Regions from separate parts of the Homo sapiens genome. Here region 1 is linked to region 2. A link is a loop called in an ENCODE intact Hi-C map of the cell type or tissue named here. Cell type or tissue: PC-3. All regions are shown on one strand. Each heading gives the region's core, and the rest is flanking DNA. Links, peaks and the distances in the headings are about the cores only. Region 1 overlaps DZIP1 (DAZ interacting zinc finger protein 1). Region 2 has its middle 3.0 kb from the start of CLDN10-AS1.

Evidence for each region. Peaks named below come from ENCODE experiments on the same cell type or tissue, not always from the same donor. Only the 100,000 strongest peaks of a DNase experiment are listed, where the experiment ranks them.
Region 1: a loop joins it to region 2, with 2.0 times the contacts of the local background. A loop is called at or near these places in 7 of 110 quality-filtered maps.

Annotation. Positions count from the first base shown.
Region 1 is chr13:95,621,220-95,626,601 of GRCh38, reverse strand. It overlaps DZIP1 (DAZ interacting zinc finger protein 1), which reads left to right. Exons shown (of 23, transcript NM_198968.4): 8 at 1,673-1,834; 9 at 4,122-4,259. Among named protein-coding and RNA genes, the nearest start is that of DZIP1, 21 kb to the left of the region's middle. In PC-3, for the core only: a CTCF peak has its summit at 2,462 (motif pointing left); no DNase peak of the experiment used is centred there.
Region 2 is chr13:95,534,204-95,539,585 of GRCh38, reverse strand. It overlaps a transcript of CLDN10 not described here. Among named protein-coding and RNA genes, the nearest start is that of CLDN10-AS1, 3.0 kb to the right of the region's middle. RefSeq lists an enhancer at 3,997-4,291. In PC-3, for the core only: a CTCF peak has its summit at 2,743 (motif pointing left); a DNase peak (open chromatin) is centred at 4,125; H3K4me3 peaks cover 296 bases; H3K27ac peaks cover 731 bases.

The DNA of each region.
Region 1 (5,382 bases), core at 317-5,316, 87 kb before region 2:
AATTCACCAGTAAAGCCATCTGGTCTGGGACTTTTCCTTTTTAGGAGGTTGTTGATTACTAACTCTATCCCTTTATTTATTGAAAGTCTATTGAAATTTCCTTTGTATTGGGTCAGTCTGGTCATTTGTGTAGGAATTTGTCTATTTCACCTAGATTATCCAATTTGTTGCTGTACAATTGTTCATTATATTCTCTTACAATCCTTTTAATTTCTCCAAGATTGGTAGTCATGTCCTCACTTTCATTTCTTATTTGGGGTGGCTGAAGGTTTGTCAGTTTTGTTGATCTTTGTAAAGAACCAAATTTTGGCTTCATCTATTCTCTCTGTTGCTTTCCTGTTCTTTGCTTTATCTTTGCTCTAATTTTCATAATTTTTTTCTTTCTGCTGCCTTTGAGTTTGGTTTGTTCATCTTTTTCTAGCTAGGTTATTTATTTAAGATTTTTCTTCTTCTTCTATATTTGTTTTTTGGAGATAGACTCTCTCTCTGTTGCCCAGGCTGGAGTGCAGTGGCACAATCACAGCTCACTGCAGCCTTGACCTCCCAGGTCCAAGTGGTCCTCCCACCTCAGCCTCCTAAGTAGCTGGGATTACAGGCACGTACCACCATACCTGGCTAATTTTTTTTTTTTTTTAATTTTTGGTAGAGATGAGGTCTCACAATGTTTCCCAGGATGGTCTCAAACTCCTGAGATCAAGTGATCGTTCCACCGTGGCCTCCCAAACTGTTGGGACTACAGGCATAGCCATCACACCTGGACCTTTCTTCTTTTTAAATGTAGGCTCTTACAGCTGTAAATTTATTTCTGAGCACTGATTTGGCTGCATCTCATGAATCTTGGTATGTTGTGTTTTCATTTTCATTAACCTCACAGTATCTTCCAATTTCCCTAGTGAGTTTTTCCTTAACCCATTGGTTGTTTAAGAGCACGTTGTTTACTTTCCACGTATTTGCTACTTTTCCAGTTCCCTTCTGTTACTGATTTCTGGCTTAATTCTATTGTGATCAGAGAAGAATCTTTGCATGATTTTGATCTTTTTAAATCTGAGAAACACTTTATGGACTTAAAAAAAGGTCTTCCTGGTAAATATTCCATGTGCACTTGAGAAGAATGTATATTCTGCTATTGTTGGGTACAGAGTTCTGTATATGTGTGTTAGGGCTAGTTGGCATATAGTGTCGTTCAAGTTCTCAATTTAGATTTTAAAAACCCTGAAGGTCATTGAGAAATCAAGTGCTGACCTTGAATTTAGCTCCTGTAAATCTGAATTTGTATTTTCTGGGGGTGGGATGAAGTTACACTATCCAAATTGTTATGGTGCCAACAAATGTTCTTTTATTGCTCAATATATGTTTTCTTTAAAGTATATTTACATTTTATATATTATGGCATGACTTTTATACAAGTTCATAGAACACAAAAAGCTGGAGGCTTTGGGCGTCTGTGTTGGTATTTTAAGGGATGTAAGGACAAGAGGATTCTGTGTGCTGCCTTTAGTTTAGAAAAATCATTGTGCACAGACCTGCCATGATAGGAAATGTTGTTACAAGCCTCACTGAAATAAGCAATACTAGCTAACATTTTTGAAGTGATGCTATGAACTTTTATTTTAAATATTGCTTATTTTCTTCAGACCAGAACTTTTAAAGATGTGTATTAAAATAATTTCAGGAATATGAAATGCAGAAAACAAAAGAGGAAGACTTTTTGAAGTTATTTGACAGGTGGAAAGAAGAAGAAAAGGAGAAACTAGTTGATGAAATGGAAAAAGTCAAGGAGATGTTTATGAAGGAATTTAAAGAATTAACTTCGAAGAATTCAGCATTAGAATATGTAAGTATTAAACCTAGAAGTTCTTATGGTATTGATTGCCTTGAGAGGTGGTGTTAGGATGGCATTAAGGCCAGGGGATCCAGCAGTTACTTTATGTTACCCTCGTGCAGACATTCTTCTCCCTGAGAGTCTTGAGGGAGGCATAGAGGAGACAGAGTGAGTCAGAGATGTTTTGCTGAGAATGGGAGCTTTGGCCTTAAACTTCAGTGCAGAACACTCGTGGTGAGATATAGAAGACCCTCTTCTATGATGGTCCCTCTTTTCTTATCTGGTTAGGTTAGCCTTGAACTGTAAACTCCTCCCTGAGTTTTGGAACTTTCCATTGTCCAGTGGGAAGGGAAAGAAGCAGACCCAGAAAGGCTAAGAACCTTTGCCAGGCTCCCTCCTCAACCCAGGCCCAGGTGGGGTCTCTAAAGCAAGCAAGTTATGGCTAAGTGAGCCCCTCTCCCTTGTGGGAACAGCCCTGGTCCATACAGCCCCAGCCTCATGCATAGATGATACCTGAGCTGCTTCTTTAGAAAGCAGCCAATCAATCAGTGTCCTTCTAAGAATTCTAAGCTCCCTGGTTAGACTTGACCTGAGTCTTCTTTGGGGAAAACGGAGAAAGGAAGGGAGCTGAGCGAAGGTCCTTGAGCTCCCTCTAGGGGCCAACAAGTTTTATAAACGAAAATAGAGATTTTTGGAATTCACCTGAGGGCTTTCCTAAAACTCTTTAAACTCTAGCGTGAGATTTGGCGAATGGCCCATGAACCAAGTCCAGCATACCACCTGTTTTTGAATGGCCTCTGACATAAGAATAGTTTTTACATTTTTACTTTTTATTTTTTTCAAGACAGAGTCTCTCTCTGTTGCCCAGTCTGGAGTGTAGTGGCACAATCTCAGCTCACTGCAACCTCTGCCTCCTGGGTTCAAGTGATTCTCGTGCTTCAGCCTCCTGAGTAGCTGGCGTTACAGGCACATGCCACCACACCCAGCTAATTTTTGTATTTTTAGTAGAGACGGTTTCACCATGTTGGCCAGGATGGTGTCGAACTCCTGGCCTCAAGTGATCCTCCCACTTGGGCCTCCCAAAGTGCTGGGATTACATTTGTGGGCCACTGTGCCCAGCCAGTTTTTAAATTTTTAAAACATTGGAAAAAAAGAAGACTATTTTGTGACACAGGAAAATTTCATTAAAGTTCACATTTCAGTGTCATGAGTGAAGTTTTATTGAAACACAGCCATGTTTGGTAATTTACGCTCTGTCTGTGGCATTTTTGTGTGGGAGCAGTAGAGTTGAATGTTTTGTCTGAGACTTTGTGTTACGAATCTGCATGACTTATAACTGTTGCTATTGACCTTGGCTACCTGGCTGTGGTAGTGTTTGTCAGGTTTCTCCACTGAAGATTTTCTCTTTTTTCCTCCTTTCCCTGCTGTCCTTTCTGAAATGAAGTCACTATGAGCAGCCTACACTGAGGAGAGGAGACGTGCGCTCCCCCATACTTTTGTTTTTGAAGTTAATGTGTTACCTTCTGTGGTTTTCTGAGGGTTTTTGCCATGAGTAACATTGGGAATAATATGAAAAGAAAAGGGTAAAATTAAAAACGTTATGTCCCCAGTGGATTTACTGATGTGGTCCCTGGACAGTGTTGGCCTCTCACTAAACTAGCTTAAGAACCAGGTGCATTCAGTTCTTCTGTTTCTGGTACCTATTAAGTGCCCATAAAAAATTTTAAGCCCCAGCTGGGCCTGGTGGCTCACACCTGTAATCCCAGCACTTTGGGAGGCTGAGGTAGGCAGATTGTTGTGTGAGCCCAGGAGTTTGAGACCAGCCTGGGCAACATGGCAAAACCCTGTCTCTACAAAAAAAATACAAAAATTATCTGGGTGTGGTGGTGCACGCCTGTAGTCCCAGCTACCTAGGAGGCTGAGGTGGAAGGATTGCTTGAACCCAGGGGGTTGAGGCTGCAGTGAGCCATGATCATATCACTGCACTCTAGCCTGGGCAACAGAATGAGACCCTGTCTCCAAAAAAAAAAAAAAAATTAGACTCGTTTAAGATTAGAAAGTTAGATTTTCCTTCCCCTTTTTTCACCCTGTACATATTCTGATAGGAAGACCAGCAAGCAGTAGAAACAAACCAGTAAAACCACAGGGAAGCAGAAGCAGGAGAAGCGTCCAAGAGCGTCCAGGAGCGTCCAAGAGGGCAGTCAGATTTAAAACACAGCTATGTGCTCCCTGATTTTATTCTCTGTTTCCATCTTATGAAAGTCTAACTGTAGTACTGAGCTTGAATTTTATCTTATAGCAACTGTCAGAAATCCAGAAGTCCAATATGCAGATCAAGTCCAACATAGGCACATTAAAAGATGCACACGAGTTTAAAGAAGACCGTTCTCCATATCCCCAGGATTTCCATAATGTCATGCAGCTTCTTGATAGTCAGGTACGTGCAAGTGGGTGACAGCTGCAGTGGATGCCTTCCTTTTTCTTAGTGAAGTAATTTACAGTGAGTGTCATCTGCAGAAAAAGTGTTTGTCTTTTTTAGTAACCCTGAAGGTGACTAGCTGTTATTTTTCTCCTACAGCATGCCTAAATCATAAGAGGTGTTTGTTACATGCTTGCTGTTGGCAAATAGCATACACAACAGTTGGCAGAACTGTTTTGTTTCTTCTCTCCATAAAGTCAATTTGAATTGGTTAGTATAACCTAGCTATTCATTTTTCATCTTTCAGATGTAGCTCTCAATTTCAAAAGGTGTAGAAGGGCATATTGAAGCACCAGATTTAATTTTAGAGTTTAAATATACTGCTAACTGTATTTTTAGTAGAAACGGGGTTTCACCATATTGGCCAGGCTGATCTTGAACTCCTGACCTCAGGTGATCCGCCCACCTCGGCTCAATTAACTGGGCGTGGTAGCAGATGCCTGTAATCCCAGCTTCTCGGAGGGCTGAGGCAGGAGAATTGCTTGAACCCAAGAGGCAGAGGTTGCAGTGAGCTGAGATCACGCCATTGCACTCCAGTCTGGGCAACAAGAGTGATACTCAGTCTCAAAAAATAAATAAATAAATACACACACACACACACACACACACACACACACACACACACACACACACACTGCTAACTGGTCAGCTGATGATCTGTTACATTTATCAAACATAATCACTTTCATTTGGAAGTGACAGCGGTTTAGGGGAACAATTTTTTTAAACTAGGAAGCAAATAGAGATGAGAGCTTATGAATTCAGGATTCTTTTTTAAAAGCCTGGGTCATTCTAAAAAAGGTAAGTAGACTTTGGAAACAGGGACCACTGCTTCTTGCTTCAGTGCTCACATGTTTCCTCCCTGACCCAAATCTACCTGCTCCACTGCAGTCAGGCTGACCATGTCCCTGTCCTGTCTGAAGTCCTTCAGTGACCCTTATTCCGGACTTCCTACCAGCACGCAGGGTCCTTCGGATTCTGGGCCCTGGGCCATCTTTCTCTGTTCTTTGCTTTCCTGGCACTCCAGCGGCCCAGCAGCCCATGCCTCTCAGAACATGCCCTTCTGTCTTTTTCCTCGGTT
Region 2 (5,382 bases), core at 128-5,127:
ATAATGCAACAACTTTCTTCCAGCTGCTCTTTTCTAATTGACTCCTTTAAAATTTTTATTATAAAGTCAGATTCATCTTCTAAGCAAATTAATTCAGAACGTGAATGTTACTCCAATGAATATAGCAAACCTCTTAGTCATGTACCAACTAAAAAATGATCATTTGAGAGAAGGCATATTGAAACAATACTGTATTCCCACATGTCTCAATATAAATACTGAAGGTGAAAACAGATTCACAATCCAATTGTAATGCCAGCATCCTCACTTTTTCTTCTGTGTTGTTTTAAGAGTCCAGTGACTTTGGTTCCTTTGTACCCTCTACTTTTACATTGCTATCCTCAAACATTTGATCTGGTTTCTATTCTTGGAGAGCAATAAAATGTTTTAGAAATGTAACAAAGTTCAGCTGGGCACGGTGGCTCACGCCTGTAATCCCAGCACTTTGGGAGGCCAAGGTGGGTGGATCACCTGAGGTCGGGAGTTCAAGGGCAGCCTGGCCAACATGGTGAAACCCCATCTCTACAAAAATACAAAAATTAGCCAGGTATGATGGCGGGTGCCTGTAAACCCAGCTACTCGGGAGGCTGAGGCCAGAGAATCACTTGAACCCAGGAGGCGGTGGTTGCAGTGAGCCGAGATTGTGCCACTGCACTCCAGCCTGAGCGACAGAGCGAGACTCCATCTCAAAAAAAGAGAGAAATGTTACAAAGTTCAGCATTATCAAACAACTTGAGTACTTAAAAATCGCCTTCTCTGTGGAGTCTACAGGAATGGAATCTAAGGCATTAGGGTTGTTGCCATAAGCGGGTACAGCAGGACAACGGTGTTGGCTATAGCAATAGGCAGAGGAAGAGGAGGAGTCATGGCCTCAGAAATTCAGAAAAGAAAATGTGATCCAGGCTCTACCCTATAGAAGAAGAGATCAGATCTTATGGTCAGGAAAGGAGGAAGCTGGCCAAGATGCAGCGTGAGGATTTCAGAGCGAACACACACATTGACCTTGCAGCTGCATGGGGTGCGTGATGAAGGCAGGTTTGGCCACTGACAAGAGGAAATCAATATGATGAATCAATTGATATCACTCTATCATCACATATGGAGAGGAGGTATGAATGCTTGTTGGTAATTCATAGAAACAGTTTGTTGGCTGGGTGTGGTGGCTCATGCCTGTAATCTCAGCACTTTGGGAGTCCAAGGTGGGTGGATCATGAGGTCAGGGGTTCAAGACCAGCCTGGCCAATATAGTGAAACCCTGTCTCTACAAAAAATACAAAAAAACTAGCCAGGCGTGGTGGTGGGCGCCTGTAAGGTGCCAGCTACTCTGGAGGCTGAGGCAGGAGAATCGCCTCAACCCAGGAAGCAGAGGTTGCAGTGAGCCAAGATTGTGCCATTGCATGTCTCAAAAAAAAAAAAAAAAAAAAAAAAAAAAGAAATAAACAGTTTGTCAATGGGTCACAGATTTGTAATCAAATGAAAGCTGGAAATAATGCTTGGCTCTTGTTGTCATGTTGGTTCTCTACCAAAAATTTCTGCAGATCTTCTTGGCAACGTTGTTTTAGACTGGTGCATAAAAAGGGCTATGAATTTAGCTCTGCATTTGCCCTCATTTAGTGCTGTTTGTATGTTGCCACTGAAGGATGTAGTTTTGGGTTCTAGTTGATAGCCACCAGTGCTTATCAATTGGCAGATAAAGTTTCAGGGATTCTCTACTTATAATTGGTTTCACTTTTAGGGGCTGGAAGCCAATCCAAATTACCCCGGTGAGTGTTTGTTACTCGTGGGTGAGTGTTCATGGCTACCGCACCCCAGCAAATTACCAGGCAGGTAGTTATGATGGAAAACCTGGAATTTGGAATTCAAGCCAGTTACAGAAGCAAGAATAAGCACAGGACTTCAAATTTGGAAATGCCATTCTGTGGAGTGAAGTGGTACCCTAATTTATATATTTCAAGTAAAGAATTTGGTTAAATGAATTTCTGTTAAGTAAGGGAAACTTGTGGTATATTACTACCATTGAAAAAATGGTTTCGTCTTTGCACTTCCTTCCATTTGCATAGTTCATATTTATGACACCCAATTCTACTTCAGCACCTTTTTGGCATATCATCCCCATCAGAAAACGTACACAAATTATGGTGGGACTCAAGCTACAGTAATAGCTGAGACCAGAATTCACTTGATCCCCTCTGTTCGCAATTCATACTGCCTCCTGTACGCAAGAAGAGCCGTGCATACTGGGTATTCATTGAATTATGAATGTTTCCAGCTCTGGCAACAAAACAAATAACCAACAACCCCCCCAAAACTGATTAGCTATTAACCAACCCCACACAAAGTCTGAACTATATTAACTTCATTAGGCATTCTTTAATCTGTGGTAGAATGGAAATACATCCTAAAATTAGAAGATTGTAAACAGAGAGGTTTTCTTTTCCCCCACTTAATGTTTAATTTTAAAATATTCTATCTTAATTTGATATGGCTACCCAGAATAGAAAAAATGTTAGCTTCAACTTACTTCTTTACTTCAGCAAGCCTTAGCTCTGCTCTGAAACTCTTCTAAAGAAGCAAAAGGCTCTTAATTAGCACACACACAACAGGACAGGATTCACATGCACATGCTGCAGGAATAGTGTTTCTGCATTAACTTACAGCAGCTGTGAAATTTAAATACCACTAGCAGCAAAGACATTTTGTAAAATACCGCACTATATTTCATGAGAAATTTGCGCCCTCTTTTGGATAAAGATTGTTAAGACATTTCAATATGAACTTTTTTTTAAAAAGGCATGCAGTTTTTAAAAAATAAACAGTTTTATTGTAAGGACCGTGGGAAAGGACGAGAAAGAACAGGTGTGAGGACATTGCAAAGCCAGTATTAACAGAACTAGAAGGTGAAGATTTTGTAACTGCAACGCATAGATGGCACTATGAAGCGCCTTGAATTAGGAATCTATCGTTTTCTTTTAATCAAGATGTGTTGAGAAATTGTGACAATCATTACAAAGTAATGATTTTTAGGACCAATTTTCTCTAGAAAACAGTAGCCAAAGCTCATCTTCCTCTTGAGGCTGTAAGTTTTGTATGGTTAAGGATAAATTGTCCCTTGGATGATTTTTCTTTTTTCTTTTTTTGAGACAGAGTCTTGCTCTGTCGCCTGGGCTGGAGTGCAGTGGCGTGATCTCGGCTTACTGCAACCTCCACCTCCTGGGTTCAAGCGATTCTCTTGCCTCAGCCTCCAGAGGAGCTGGGATTGCAGGTGTATGTCACCATGCTAGCTAATTTTTGTATTTTTAGTAGAGATGGAGTTTCACCATGTGACTAGGTTGGTCTTGAACTCCTGACCTCAGGTGATCTTTCTGCTTAGATGAAGCAGATATTAAGGACTTTTTTTTTTTTCAAATTTAGGAAAATACACAAATGTATTTAAAGATATCTTGAGAGACATTTAAAACATATTCTTCATTTTTCTTCTTTAACTGACCATCTCAATAGACTTGTCTATTACAGTATCACAGTCTCTCTGTCCACCACCCATCTACTTCTCCATCCACTGCCATCTTTCCTACCTTTCCCTTTCCACTGAAACACCATAGGCAAAAGTGACAAGTGGTTTTGTGCTACCTGACTTAGTGAACAGTCCCCATTCTTTATCTTGTTTGTTTTCTCTGCACCTTTTTCATAGTTGCTCAGTTCCTTCTTTGTGAAATACTTTATTCTTTCGGCTTCCATAGCCCCATTCTTGCCTAGATTTCTCTGCCTGTTCCACGATTCGTCTCCATGTCTCCTCATGGGCTGGTATCTCCAGCATTCTGTACTTGGCACTTACCCCTTTTCACATCACAGTCTTTCCCTGAACCAACTGGTGGCTCCATAATGGGATTCCCTGACCCAGAATCAGTTCTTCTGATGTCCCATGTGCCTATGGGACATCTTCTCCTTTCTCCTGGTGGCTCGCAGGTATGGAGACCTCAATTATGTCTACAACTAAACCTCTCACCCCCACCTCCCCCGCAGCTCCCTTCTGTATTTTCTCCACTGAACCATGAACCATATTTGTTTGTCTACCCACTCAGTCTGCCAAGCAAGTTATGAGTGTTCCTGAGTCATCTTGGATGGCGCTCTTCCCTCTGTACTCCTCATCACTCAATCTTGTTGACACTCTTTCTGAACTGCCATGAGTCATTCTCACCTCTCCAGGCCCACACTACTCTTCCCAGTTTAGACCCTCATCACCTCTTCCATCCACTAGCCTGACTGGTCTTCCTGCCCCAGGGCTCACCCCTTCTAATATGACTCCCCAGCTGATTTTCCTAAAAGATAAGCCTGATTGTTTCTTTACCCCTTTAAAACCCTTCACGGGCTCCTCATTACTTGCAGAATGAAATCTGTGTATCTTATCATGACACAAAAGGTATCCTAGGATCTTCAGCCCATCACCTGCCATGCTGCACCTTGGAATACTCTGCTGGATCATAGCAAGCATGCATGGCAGTGTTCTTCCACCCAGGATGCCTTTTTTGCTTAATTAGCCTGGAGAATTCCTTTTAATTACTTTTTAAAAAAACTCTTTCCTCCCCCAATAGACCAGGCCTGAGAGTCACTCTCTCATTCTTGGTGGCGTGCTTCCATTGTTGCATTTACTGCGCAGAATTGGAGTTTGTATCCATGTCCCTGCTGAGCTGTGAGCGCTTTGAGAATAAACACAGATTCTTATTCATCCTCACTGTTGTTGTTATATTATAACCATGATTGGCTACCGTTTATTGAATGCCAGGAGAAAAAAAACCCTGAAGTTTGGAGATATTAGGAAAATTGCTCAAAGATGTATTGCCATTTAGAGGCAGAGTTATAATTTAATCCCCTTTTTTTAAATGATCCAAAACACATGTTCTTATCAAAATGATGCACTACAACTTAGAGGTTTCCTGGTAATACTCCTACTAGTAGTAGTTATTATAACTATCACTGTGAATCATGCATTATACTAAATTCTTTATATAACAATCAGTTTCTGAAGATGGAGAATTGATTTTTTTTTGAATTTTTAACGGTTTGATATAAAAAGTTATTTTTAAAAATGTAAAATAACAAAAGATATTTACTAAAGATATTCATACATTTGACAGGAGTATAGTTAAGCTTAGGTGGACCAGATGACCCACAATATCCCTTACCACATAAGATTTTATAATTCTACAAATATTTTTCCTCTTTTGATTTTAACAAATCTTTTCTTAAATTTATTTTATTAACATATCGTCCTGGCAGTAGCTTCATATGGTTATAACCATGTTTTCTTCTTCTTTTTCTTTCCTATTTGAAGGAAAAAAAAGACACCCAATGCTTTCTGTGTGTTTTCATATGTAACCTTCTACA